Regions from separate parts of the Homo sapiens genome. Here region 1 is linked to region 2. Evidence: read pairs that join two places in POLR2A ChIA-PET (ENCODE). Cell type or tissue: GM12878. All regions are shown on one strand. Each heading gives the region's core, and the rest is flanking DNA. Links, peaks and the distances in the headings are about the cores only. Region 1 overlaps SMAD5 (SMAD family member 5). Region 2 has its middle 9.0 kb from the start of IL9.

Evidence for each region. ChIA-PET counts read pairs that join two places held together with the same protein. Peaks named below come from ENCODE experiments on the same cell type or tissue, not always from the same donor. Only the 100,000 strongest peaks of a DNase experiment are listed, where the experiment ranks them.
Region 1: POLR2A ChIA-PET joins it to region 2 with 5 read pairs; 4 of 35 experiments call an interaction of 5 or more read pairs at or near these places.

What each region holds. Positions count from the first base shown.
Region 1 is chr5:136,133,449-136,140,677 of GRCh38, reverse strand. The region is part of intron 1 of SMAD5 (SMAD family member 5); the gene reads right to left. It overlaps SMAD5-AS1 (SMAD5 antisense RNA 1), which reads left to right and starts at 5,788. Exons shown (of 2, transcript NR_026763.1): 1 at 5,788-7,229. In GM12878, for the core only: no CTCF peak of the experiment used is centred there; no DNase peak of the experiment used is centred there.
Region 2 is chr5:135,901,193-135,908,421 of GRCh38, reverse strand. No RefSeq gene overlaps it. Among named protein-coding and RNA genes, the nearest start is that of IL9, 9.0 kb to the right of the region's middle. In GM12878, for the core only: no CTCF peak of the experiment used is centred there; no DNase peak of the experiment used is centred there.

The DNA.
Region 1 (7,229 bases), core at 2,593-5,092, 230 kb before region 2:
ATTTTAAACAGGGTGGCTGGGCTGGGTCTCACCAAGAAGGTGCCAACTGAGTTAAAATGTTAAGGAAATAAAAGAGTGAGCCAACAGGCATATATCTAGGGGAAAACCATTACAGGTAAAGGCAACAGGCAATGCAAAGATCCTAAGGTAGGAGCATGTCTGGCATGCTTCTGGCATGAAGAGCATATACTGGCTAGAAGACCAGTATAGCCTGAGAACACAGTGTACGAGGGGGAAAAGGTAAGGAGTGGGGTCAAAGAGATACCAGAGAGCCAGAATGGCCATGCTGGATATAAAGGCTTTAGCTTTTACAGTACTCTAAGGAAACTGTGAACTCAGTGGAGAGCTCTGAGCACAGACATGATAGTTCTCGACTTACACTATTAAAGAATTATCCTGGGCCGAGGTGGGCAAATTACCTGAGGTCAGGAGTTCAAGACCAGCCTGGCGAACATGGTGAAACCCCGTCTCTACGAAAAATACAAAAATTAGCTGGGTGTGGTGGCATGTGCCTGTAATTCCAGCTACTTGGGAGGCTGAGGAAGGAGAATTGCTTGAGCCCGGGAGGCAGAGGTTGCAGTGAGCCAAGATCATACCACTGCACTCTAGCCTGGCCAACAAAGCTAGACTTCATCTCAAAAAAAAAAAAAAAAAGAGTTATCCTGGGCCAGGCGTGGTGGCTCATGCCTGTAATCCCAGTACTTTGGAAGGCCAAGGCAGGAGAATCACTTGAGCTCAGCGGTTCAAGCCTAGCCTGGGCAACATAGTTTTTAAAACTCCATCTCTACAAAAAAAAATTGTTTTTAATTAAAAAATTAGCCAGGTGCAGTGGCACATGCCTGTGATCCCATCTACTTAGGAGGCTGAGGTGGGAGGATCACTTGAGCCCAAGAGGTCAAGGTAGCAGTGAGCCAAGATCATGCCACTGCACTCCAGCCTGGGTGACAGCACAAGACTCCGTCTCAAAATAAATAAATAAATCCTGGCTGGTATGTTGAGAATAAGCAGGAGGAGGGGTGGACAGCAATGATAAAAGCAGCGAGACCAGTTCAGAGATGCAGTAATCTAAGGGAGGGGAGAAGATGACGATGGCTTACAACCAGGGTGATAGCAGTGGGGTGGTGAGCAGCAGACATATGAAAGACAGTAAGCTTCCTGATGAAGGAGATCATGGGGTGTATGAGAACAAAGGAGTTAACAATGATTCCAAGGTATCAGCCTGGACAACTGGAAGAATGGGGTTTGACATCAACTGATTTGGCAAATGCAGATAAGAAAGCTAAAGGAAGATTCAGGGTTAAGTTTTATACACATTAACCATATGAATAAAATGTTGCTAAGCTTCACAAAGCTTCTATTTCAAATGAATTCATGTTGAATCAATAACCCAAAGGTCCTGTTCTTACCTAAGGTTATGGAAGTACTACATCCTGACCAACTTTCATAATAAACACACACACAAACTGACTTCAATACCCACCCCGAGACACACATACATACAGAAAAACATACAGAAAGACACACACACACACACACACACACACACACAGAGCTCACAGCTAGATTTCTAAAGTGAATTCACAGAAACAACTCTTTCACTTTGTGCTCCAACATCTCTATGACTGCTGCAATCTGAAATAAAAAGGCAAGCAAACCAATCCCCACATTTTCCTCAACACTATTGGCCAAAACAAAATCTCCTGAGCACATCATCCCATGAAAATAAATGCCCATAATGGGTCACAACCCATTGTATTCTAATTCAAACCTGTACAAAATAATTGGACATGGGGTTTTTAAATCAACAAATTCCTTAGAACCATCCCTCAAAATTCAGATTCACTAAGCTTGGCAGAAGGGCCTTACTGCCCACATTTTTAACAAGAATCTCGGACCATGCAGGAGGCTTGGGAACCAAGGTGCTCAGGATCTCCTGCAATGGAAGAAAGACACTTGCATACATACAACCTAAGGGTAACTTTTGGGGGCAGGGGGGATGTGGGGGTAAAGCTTTAAAAATCTCTTACCCTTGTGGTTCTCATTATCAATAGTAGTCACCAAGTGTCAGCAAGTAGACAACCACCACCACCACTGTCAAACCATCCCTAGATCCATGTATACAACTGCTATCAACTTTGTAAGCCACATTCACAACTGCACGCAGAGAGGAGAAGGAAACCAAAAGCATGTTTGCTCACAGCTCTTCTAGATTCAGAAATCCTATTCTTTATAAGAACATCTACAAGAAAGACAGGATACAATTACATGGGCGCCAAAATTATTTTCACAGAGAAACATTTAAATCACCACTTTCCTCAACTGTGGCTCCCGATTTCCAAAGACATAAGAAGTTCTCATAGCAGATTTCAAAGCCCTTCAGGAGCTGAACTCATGATTCCCAACACTTCTCACTGCATAATCTTCTTGCCTATTCTGTGCCCACAGAATTCTCTACTTTATTATCTCCCACAGCCAGACTTTTGTTTCCCAGTTTTTAATCACTCTTTAAGCTTCACCTGCTCCTCTAAGTCCCCTAATTAAACAGAGCCTGATCTAAATGTATCACTCACCCCCACAGAGCCTGCAAGATTTCCTACATTGCTACCAGATGTGTTTGAGTATGCTTGTACAGGCGTGTAGGCACAGGAACAGACACAGAGCTGGTCAATCTTTGTAGTGATTCCTTTAAATTATAAAATCATCAAGTGCAGATACCAAATCATGACTGTAAAATGTGTCTCTGGAGCACAAAGAGCTAACCTGTGTACACGACATATATTACAGTGCATTATGAAGATGTTCTCCAGAGAACTCATGTGCACCCAGAGTTCAAGTTCCCTGCTTAGTAGAAAAGGGAATAAACATGACTCTGGGTAACTTTTCAGCTCTAGTGTCATCATTCACTTAATTTACACTTTCATCTCCAAAGAATGAGAAATGGTCAATGAGTAAAGTAGACAGAAGATGTGACTAAGAAGAAAACAGAAGAAGACTGGCTTTTAAATATTTTTGCAGAACCCCCCTCTTCCTGGGAACACACAAACCAGAATAACTAGAACTCAAGTTGTACAGCCTACCAGATAGGATACTAGGCAGATCCTAACACATCATGAAAACAAACCTGAACAAAACAAAACTTGCCTTGAAAGCACCAGCCATATTCTGAGATCATAGTTAAATTTGAAAGATGTAAGCCTCCTCCCAAGACTCCAGTTGCTATGCTCAGAGAAAAAGTGGGAATGGGACACTAGTTTTTTTCTATTATTTTCGGTATAACAAAACAACATATATGGATATCAAAAGAAAAAATCCTGCTAAAATCTTAACAGGTCAAATCACTTTCAAACTTCTATATTGTACCAGTCTATAAAGTACATATATGCTATAGGAAGAGATGCGGGGGGGGGTCCCAAAAAATTCAAGAGCAAAACCTAGTTACAAAATGTTATGTTAATAACTAGCTTCCAAAAGTGAATTACAATTATAGTATTGCACACACAGAACTGACTTAATAAAGAACTCTTTCTTGCAAAATATCATCTCAACCAAGGTAGGATACAGTAAAAGGAGGAAGAAAAGTCACTGAAAACACCACTCTACTAGAACTGGGCCAAAAACATCCCCCCTAGCTGCCCAAGGCAAAAAAAAAAAAAAAAAAAATCAAAACTAAATAAAGAGCCCAGCCAGGCACGGTGGCTCACACCTGTAATCCCAGCACTTTGGGAGGCCATAGCGGGCAGATCACTTGAGGTCAGAAGTTCGAGACCAGCCTGGCCAACGAGGTGAAACTCCATCTCTATTAAAAATTCAAAAAATGAGCTGGACGTGGTGGTGGGTGCCTGTAATCCCAGCTACTCAGGAGGCTGAGGCAGGAGAATCGCTTGAAGCCGGGAGGCAGAATTGCAGTGAGTCAAGATCGCGTCACTGAACCCCAGCCTGGGCGACAGAGAGAGACACTCTCAAATAAATAGCCCAGAACTAGCTGATTATTTATGAAAAACCTAAGAACTCTGTAATTACCCCATCTTTCCAGGTTGGAAAACAACAAAGCTGTTAGAATATTAAGGTGGCCTATGAGATTAGTCCTAACAACAATCTAGTTTTTAACAATTCTTCCAAAAGAGTTCTAAATCTTTACCTCCCATTTAGTAAACAAACTTCTCAGATTCAGACTTCTGATTAGAGGTAAAGGGTATGTGACAACACCAATGAACTGCAAATTCCAATGACTATTATTCTATTAACTTCAGAAGTGGAAAAACAAGGTATGTTAAGAGTTCAAGACCAGCCTGGCGAACATGGTGAAACACCGTCTCTACTAAAAATACAAAAATTAGCCGGGTATGGTGGTGGGTGCCTGTAATCCCAGCTACTTGGGAGGCTGAGGCAGGAGAATTGCTTCAACCCGGGAGGCGGAGGTTGCAGTGAGCCAAGATTGCGCCACTGGACTCCAGATTGGGCGACAGAGCTAGAACCCAGTGGCGGGGGGATGCCATGGGTCAGCTTCCAAGGGTCCTTCATCATCTGTTTTGATGGGAAAGCACCCTATATTGCATCCCAGCTTCCTTGGGCCTTTTCTTTTCTCTAGAATATTCTTTTCTCTAGAATATCCAGGTATTCTTTTCTCTAGAATATCCAGACTGGTGGAGACAAGAATCATTCCTCAGGCTACTAGTATCCCTTATAAAAGGGAATCTTACTCAATGTCTTTGACCCTATGAGAAGACGGGCAAATCATAGGCTATAAGCTGCTTGTAACATTTGAAGAAATAAACTATTTGCCTTCTTTGTGGTTAGTGTACAGAGAGACAGAGAGACAGACAGACAGATACAAGGAATATAGATCGTCTAGAAGTAAAAACAGGGAAGACTGATAAACCAAGAGAATAGACACCTATATCCTCAAGCGTACTCAAGTCAGCTCTGAAATTCACCCAGATGTGTGGCTCATTGCCTAGACCAACATATACATCTGGTAATAATAAACACTGATATGTCATAAACAAAAAGAGTTTCTTTAACTCTACAAAGTACTAGTAATATTAAAATTTACATAAAGACAAAGAATATATATGAAATAGATTTTTTTAGATGGTATTTCAACTTAAGTAACTGTATTAAGAAATGAAAAACTGGTATTTTACTGCCTAGTTTTCAAAACACTAAAATCTTTAATTTGACCAAGTTACAAATCTGTTTTCAGTAGAGGGAGAAAACACACTGCCTCCGTTCAATGCAAAGGACAAAAAAGATCATCACTGCAAATCATAATGTTTGGGTTCATGATGAAAACAGGAAACAGACAGGCTGCCCAGGTATAATTATGGTTGTAATCTAATGTGCCTTCAGGTTCAGCCAAGAATTAAAACCCAGTGAAGAGGGTAAGCAGAATTTACTTGCCTCTACTTTGCTGCAGAATGCAACTTTTAATAATACTCCCAGCAACATGTTACATAACCAACAGTAAACAACAATCTGATTCAAACCTCATTAGTAACAACATTCTGCCACTGTCTCCCACTGAAATTAATAGCTGACTTTGCCAGAGGGGAAAGAAATCCAACACATTATCAATCTACCCATTTCTGTGGCGCCTACCACAGTGAACCAGACACGCAGATAATACTACCAGATCTGTACAGAACCTACGAAAATATTTTATTCTTTTTTTCCAGTTTGCTGCTCTCTTCCTCCTTTTAACTAGACCATATCATGTGGATGCCTTTAAAACCTGAGAGTAAAGTCAGTTGAGAAGGTTAATCTAACTTTTCTTGCTTATTTCAGCTATGATCTGAAAGGAATGGAAGCACAAAATGATGAATAAGGTATTTTTAACAAAGATACATGGGTAAATTAACAGCAGTAATGTAAAAAAGACTGAGGGAGCAACAATGTGGAAAGGGAAGGAAAGGAAGCTGTATAGGAACAATCACACAAATAATCATCAAAATTAAACTTTATAAATCTAAACATAGTATCTACAACCTTTATGAAGGTTAAGTTTTGTTAAATTGTCTAAGTTTTGCATTTTTACAATTTTCACTGTAGAGAAAAAAATATTAATAGTTACCAAAGGAATAAAAGACTAAAATAATTTGTTATACATCTGCAAATAGCTCCTTAAATTTGGAACACTAATTTCATAATGATATTTGGATCCATAAATGTGAAACTGTCACACTGAATGTAGGTACTGTTTTCCCCACAATGGATACTACTGCATTGGCATCTAGCAGAAATTGTAAGCTATTTGGAATGTTACTAAACCTACTGGGACTAAGGTTTTCAATCTTTTGTCTTTCAAATTAAAATTAAAAACTAATTCACTCTGGGCAATTCAGGTACTCTAAGGAAATTCAAGTACTCTAGTTTTAAATACGAATTTTCAAAAACGCAACCCAAGTACCCTTTCCTCTCAACTTCTGTGAGGCCAAGCCACGACCTCCACCTATTCAATCTTTGCTGCTAGATAACAACCCTTTTGGTAGTGCTAGGCAACAGGCATGATGTGACAAACCTAGACATCAAAACTTTTCCACAGAAAGATAAGGTAAACAAGATATACTTAGCGCCACACCCATTTAAATGCACAAGCAACCAAAATTGCTCCCTCCCCCCGCAACACCCCCCCCCCCCCCCCAAAGCTCCAGCTGGTCAGGAAACATTGTCTTTACAATCAAGATAAACATCTGGCTCAGGGTGTTCAGCCATTCCTCACCTACAGGCTTGCCTAAGCCCCATTCTCCAATGCCATCACCACCAGAACCGGAACATTCTGTTGGGAAGCCGGCAAACGTCCAAATACCCCAAGTATCCTCGCCCGAGTTCTGCAACCAAAAATCTGTTTTGGCTACTGAGCATGCTCAGACTTAAGACGGGCGCGCCACATGGGAGTTTTCAAAGCTTAGGCTCCAAACTCCACGTAGTAACAGCAGCTGAAAGGAGGAGAGGGGAAAAGGGGAGGGGAAGAGACTGGAATATTAATTTGAGCCCTGATATTGAAGTATAGGACCCGGCCAGCGGCTGAATATGGTGAAGGCAAAAAGACGCTGCTTTGGCATTCTCTTTGCAGCACAGAGAAGTTTACATGAAGTAGAAGAAATCCTTGCAGTGGTGAAAACTGACATGGCAAGTGGCAGAAACCAGGTCTAACTACCAGCTGATTGCAGTAGCCGGTCACAACTGCCCAGAGTGTAATTCCCACCGATAAGCGCGGATCCTTATCTTTG
Region 2 (7,229 bases), core at 2,221-4,720:
TCAGTGTGCACACTTTGATGAAGCCAGCTGCCACATTAGAGAAGTCCATGTGACAAAGGAGCCTTCAGCGCATAGCCAGGGAGGAATCAAGATCCTCAGCCCAACAAGCTTGGCAGGAGGAACTGAATCCTGCCAAAGCCATGTGGGCTTGGAAGCAGATCTTTCCCCCAACGGAGCCTTTAGAGGAGACCACACTGCCTCTGTCAACACCTTAACTACAGCCTTGCGGGAGACCCTGAATCAGAGGAACACGTAAGCTGTGCTCAATTCCTGACAGACGCAAACTACTGTGCAATAATAGATATGTGCTGTTTTAAGCTGCTAGGTTTTGGAATAGTTTGAATGCAGCAATAAGTAACTAATCCATCAACCCTGTTATGCTATGAAGTTTTAGTCTGGGATGGCACAGTCAGGAAGAGGATCAGGGGAGGGCTGGTTAGACATCACATCATAACAGGCAGGTTACCTGGAGTAACTGTTTGTTGTATTACATCACTAAAGCAAAAGCAGGTTGTTATGGAAAGGAAGCAACAGTCAAACAATTCCTAAAGATAAAATGTACCATAGCACAACTAAAACTATCTCAAGAGTAATAATAGGCACGCCCTAGCTGCCATTTTGATTTATAATAAAATGGTTCCAATAAAAGGAACCTGGGCTCTTTGGAGAAATGACTGCTTCTAGGACTGGGGCAGGAAATAGACAAGATGTGCCTGGAGTGTCTTGTAGTGCCAGAAAGTAATAAGTGCTCAAAAAAAAAAATCCCAAAAGCCACATTGAAGGGGCCAAAGGGAACACAGAAGCCAACTCAAAGGGGCCCCAGTGGCCAGCACTGGAAAAATTTGAGCAACAAAATAAACAAAGCAGTACTGGATTATAACCCGAAGTATAAAATTAATATCCATGAACCCTTAATGATATAAATGATAGAATAAATAAATAAATAAATGGGGGGGACAAATATCCTATGCAGAAGAATTCCACATAATTATGTGGATACTCAGCTCTCGAGGAAGTGGAGCATACCTCCCTTCCACTTAAGTGTGAGACTTCCTTCCAAAGAGTGCAGCATGGAAAGGAGGGGGAAAGATGAACTTTGCAGTGGAGAAACCTGATAAACACGACCTTGGCCAGATGATCAATGTCACATCAGCAGTGATAAATTATGTGGATAATATGTACCTTTGATATGCTATAACAAAAATAGCACTTTACTTCTGTGGTCTTTCTCCCAAAACACATAACCCCAGATTAATCCTGAGAAAAACATCAGGCAAATCCCAATGGAGGGACAGTCTACCAAACACCTGAACAGTGTGCCTTGTAACTGTCAAGGTCATCAAGGAAAATCTAAGAATTTTTTTTGTGACAGGGCCTCACTCTGTCGCCTAGGCTGGAGTGCAGTGGCACGATCTCGGCTCACTGAAACCTCTGCCTCCCAAGGTTCAAGTGGTTCTCCTGCCTCAGCCTCCAGAGTAGCTGGGATTACAGACAAGCGCCACCAAGCCCTGCTGATTTTTGTATTTTTGTAGAGATGGGGTTTTGCCATGTTGGCCAGGCTGGTCTTGAACTCCTGACCTCAGTTGATCCACCCACCTCAGCCTCCCAAAGTGCTGGGATTATGGGTGTGAGGCATCGTGCCCGGCCCTAAAGTCTAAGAAATTATGGCCAAGAGGAGCTTAAAGAGACATGATGACTAAATGTAATATGGTGTCCTGGAAAGGATCCTGGAACAGAAAAATTACCAGCTATCATCCAGTAATAGGTATGTGGTCTTGGGCAAGTTACTTGACATTAGGTAAAATTAAGGAAATCTGAATAAGGCATGGACTTAATTAATAATCATATGTCGATGTTGGTTCATTAAGTGTAACAAATGTACCCTTCTAGTGGAAACTGCATTTGGGGTATGTGAGAATTCTCTGTAGTGCCTTTATAATTTTTTGGTAAAAAAAAGCTGTTCTAAAATAAAAATTTAATTAAGTAACAAAAAAGAAGATGGGGAGATGCTGAGGAATGAGGAAGAGTGTGGAGAAGAACAGCTGGAACCAGATGACTGGTTTTAGGATCTGGCAGTGGTTGCCAGGTCTTGGACAAAGAGAAGTTGAATGGCTGTATCTGAGGTAGAAGAGTTTTCATGGAAACTAGAGTTTAAATTGAATTTTTATTAACTTAATTTTAGTAGGAAATTCAAAGACCACTTTATGGGACTTTGTCATTCGTATATCATCTGTCTTTCCCGGGGCTTCATGTGCTTGTTATGTGCTTTTTGGAATGCATATTTACATTTTAAAAGTATTTAAAGTTAAAATGTTCACTGGTTTAAAAAAAAAAACGGAATAGAGGCTGTTAAACAGCAAATGGGAATCTTTGGATAATTGCACTGGGAATGAAAACACCCAATCCAAATGTTCTCCCAGAAATCAGTACTAAAAAGAATAATGATAAGACATTTAAGAGAAAAAAAAATACGTGAAAAATAGGTTTAGGAAATTTTGACACACATATTATAGGAATTATAGGAATTATAGTAGGAGGAAAAAGGAGATTGGAGGTCAAAGAACTAATGGAAAAAAATTTATTGAGTTCGAGAATGTCATCTTAAGATCTAATAAGCCAATTGCATGCTCGTCAGGAGGAATCAAAGAACAGCCACAACTAGACATATCCTGGTGAAGTTTCTGAATTTCAAGGATGAATATCACGGAATTACAGTCTTAATCCTGAAATTACAGACTATTAAGGAATCAATAAGAATGAGCAAACTACTTAACAAAATCTATGCAGTGCTGTCCATGCTGTGTTCAAAAGACAGCTCCTTATCCAGCTATAGCTATGTGATGCTGGGCAAGTTACTAGACTTCTTAAAGCTTCCATTTCCTCATTTTAAAATAATATTAGTTTGGTTCAAAAGTATTTGTGGTTTTTACCATTACCTTTAATGGCAAGAGCAGCAATTACTTTTGCACCAATCTAATAATATCAACTACTTCCACTGTGCTGTGTGTGGGTCAGACACTGCTCTAGGGGCTTTCCAGGCAGTAATTAATTTATCTTCCTCCACAGCCCCATGGTGTAGCTTATATAATTATGCCGTTTTGCAAATGAGAAAACCAAAATGCAGAGAAGCTATTTGCACAAGGTTATGGAATGGTAAGTGGCAGAGACTTTCTCAAGTCTGCACTCATAATTACTTTGCTATAAATACCTCTTATATGGCCTGGTGTGGTATTATGAGGATTCAGTGACATAATGCATTTAAGATGTGCAGCATTGGTGCCTACCATACAATGTATTAGATAATTGAAGCTAGTATTTGTTTAAAAGGTGAAGCAAATATTCAACTCAAGGAGCTAGAAAAGGAATGATAAGATAAATTTAAATCAAGTAGAAATTAACAATGAAAAAGCATAAAATGCTAAGTTAGGAAGATAAAAATCGTACACAGAATTGATAAATAAAAGCAAAACTTGAATCTGAAAAAAATCAAATATACAAATTTCTTACAAGTTTTATTACAGAGAAAGATGGGTAAAATGCACAGTATTACACTTTGTCAAATCTGGGATTATTTCCTACAAAAATGCACACAAAAATATTAAGCAGAAAATGTAATAGAGTAATTAAAACAGAAGAAATAGAAAACACCAACAAATGTACCTCCAAAAGTAATCATTCCCAGATTTTACAAATGAGTTCTGTCAGAACATAATTGATTCAGCAAATATTCTAATTATGGCCAGGTGTGGTAACTCATGCCTGTAATCCCAGCACTTTGGGAGGCTGAGGCTGTAGGATCACTTGAGGCCAGAGGTTGGAGACCAACCTGAGCAACATAGCAATAGCTATGTGAGGGAGACCCCATCTCTATACAAAATTTTTAAAAAATTAGCTTGTTGTGGTGGTGCGTGCCTGTGGTCCCAGCTACTCAGGAGGCTGAGGCGGGAGAATCACCTGAGCCCTGGAAGTCAAGGCTGCAGTGAGCCAAGATCATGCCACTGCACTTCAGCCTAGGTGACAGAGCAAGACACTGCCAAACAAAAAAATTCTAATTACTATGTGTTGGGAACTGTCTTGTCACTGGCTTTGTGGAAATAAAAGAAGAAAAATCCTTGCTATGGAGGAGTGAGGAAATATTGAAAATTCTCTTACTATTTAAACTCTTCCTAACTCACTTTTTATGTGCCCCAAAAAGAAGGCACATAAAAAGAATATGAAGAATGAACTCCCTTAGGGATGGACACTATCTAAGTAAAGTTGTTAATGCAGCCTCTTCCCTTCTGAAAGAGAACCTGGCTTTTCCATTCATTATTTAGCTCTGTTCCCCTACACACCAGATGAAGATGAAATATCAAGTAGGCCTGGGTGGCAAAGTGTCTGGGCTGGGATGACTATAAATGAACTATCCATTTTTAGTGGAGTGTCACAGCCTTGGGCTCTCCTGAGTGCAGGGGCCTTGGAAGCTGTCTGTGATCTCTTTCACCAGATATTGACTCCTGTGGGGCACAAAGCCTTAGGCCAGGACATATCTTGGGCCTCCCAATGGAAGTCGTGCTTCTCCACACCTGAGTCATCACCTGGAGCACTAAAGAGAATGGTGCCTGGACGACCTTGAGGGCCATTCCTACTGAAGAGCAGCACCTAATGCTGCCACCCTGGGAACCTGTGTTTCATCCTCTGTTCAAAATAAAGGAAGAACAAATTGATTCCATCAGCGTATTAAAACCATAATATAGTATGACCAAATAGAACTTATTCCAGGAATGTGAGGATGGCTCAACATTTAGTAATCAGTTAAAATAATGTATCATATGAGTTAGTGGAAAGAAAACTCATGATCCTGATAAAAACTTGAAAGGCGTTTGTAAAATTCAGCTATCATTTCTAATAAAAATTTGGAGAACTAAATATTCGAAACTGTTCCCTATTAGGAAATCAACAGCAAACATGATATTGATTGATAGATGATTATTTTAGATTCAGGAGGTACATGTGCAGCTGTGTTATATGAATATATTGTGTAATGGTGAGGTCTGGGCTTCTGATGTACCCATCATCCAAATAGTGACCATTGTACCTAATAGGTAATTTTTCAACCCTTGCCCCCTCCTCCCCTCCCCTATTTGGAGTCTTTGGCGTCTAGTGTTTCCATCTTTATGTCCATGTGTACCCATTGTTTAGCTCCCACTTATAAGTGAGGTCATGCAAGCAAACATGATATTTAAATGAAAAGCATTGAAAGCATTCCCAATAATATGAAGGAAATGTCGACAATCATTTTATTACCACAATTGCATTCTAAGGTCAATCTAGAGCTGTAAGATAGCTCATTGGACTAAATTAGAGTCCAGAAAGATACTTAAGAAAAATTAAAATTTAGTGTTCAATAAGGTAGTATTTCAAATCAGTAGGTAAAAGAGATATTTAGTTAGTAATAGTATCAACCAAACATGGAAGAAAAATAAATTAGATTTCTTCTATACCCTCAAATAAACTCTAAAAAGATTAAAGATTTAATTGCTGAAAATAAAATCATTCACAGACTGGAAAAATAGAGATAAATATGTTATATGTTTGACCACATGAAAACACAGTCAGAAAACACTACAAGCATAACAATAAACAGAAGAAAATAAATGTAATATATTTGAAAAACAAAGATACACAAAGAACTCTTAGTAATCAGTAAGCAAAAGATTAATATACCAACAGAAATCTGGGCACTAACAGGTAACTCACAAGTGAAGAAATATAAAAAAGCAAGAATTCATTAATTTATGAATTCAATACATATGTATTAGCATCATAAATTTGCCAGACACACGGCCAAGGTTAATAAAAAATCACTGTCCAGTGTTGATAAGGATGTCAGAAGTGGACATTCTTAAACGTGACTAATGGGATTATTATAAATTATAAATTCTATTATTATATGTTAGAACATATTTCTGGAGGACAGTTTGGCAAAACGTATTGAGAGTGAAAGGGTTGCAAATACTTGACCATTCATTCCAAATGTAGGATTTATATTGTCATGAGTGGACGTGAGCCCTGGAACTGGGCAGTCATCTTATAGCCCCAAGGGGAGGGAAGTCAACCCACAGAGTGGCAAAGCAGCCTGTCCACAAGATCTCAGAGCTGCAGATCCGACCACCCCAGGACCCACCGTATCCACAGATGCAGTGTTTTGTGAGATGGCAAATTTCCTTATCACTCCAGTCAGTGTTAACTGGGGTTTTGTGATTTGTGGTCAATGCAATCTTGATGACACAGGGCTCTGTCCTTCCGTTCAGAACTTCTAGCCTCATCTTCCACTTCTTCCCAACAGCCACTTCTGCAGTAGTCAGGCTGCTTCCAACCCTGTCAACACCTTGATTTGCACTTCTGGTTCCAAGATTGTGCGAGAATAAATTTCCGTGGCTTTAAGTCTCCCAGTTTGTATACTTTGTGATGGCAGCCCCAGGACACAGATATAGCTGAGGCCTAGAATCCACCTCCCTCTTCCCCAAAGGCATACTTTGATTTTCTGCTTGTATTAAGTAGACTTGGAGTACAGCCTATAGAGTATCGGTCAACAGAAGTGGAGATTGATTTATGGCCTTGCAGATAAGAACACAGGCTCTGGGGTCTGGTAAATCTCATTCAAGTTGCCAGCTGTGTGTCTATGGCAACTCTCCTAGCTTCTCTGAGCTTCCATTTGGATATCTACAAATAGGGTTAATAAAGATTGTTGAGGGGGCTGAGTGAGATGATATATATAAAGTGCTTAATAAGTTATCTTGTGCACAGGAAGATTTAACAAATTCTAATGCCTTAAGGCTCCAGTGTAATCCAGAACAACAGTTCTCATCCTCCCTTAATTAGATGGACATCAATGAATTGGCCACAGCAAAGGGTGGGGAGTTGGGGGAGTCCCATAGTCTCTGAGAAATACAGGGGCATGTCTCAAGTAATGGTGGACTATGCCAATGGGAGGATGTGAAATTCCATTTACAAGGATAGCCCAGATTGTTATTAACCAACAACAGTGAGGAAAGAGAAGTGAGAGGAAGGAGGAAAGAAATAGATCCTAGGTCTTGGAGCTCAGAGAAAACTGTGTGGGGCCACACAGGGAACAGTAGCTTCCAAGGGCAGCAGACACAGGGTTTGCTCAGGCAGGATGTGAGGGAAGGGGTCCTGGGTTCCCCTTCCACGGAGAGAAGACCCAACCGAAGGACAGCATCACCAGT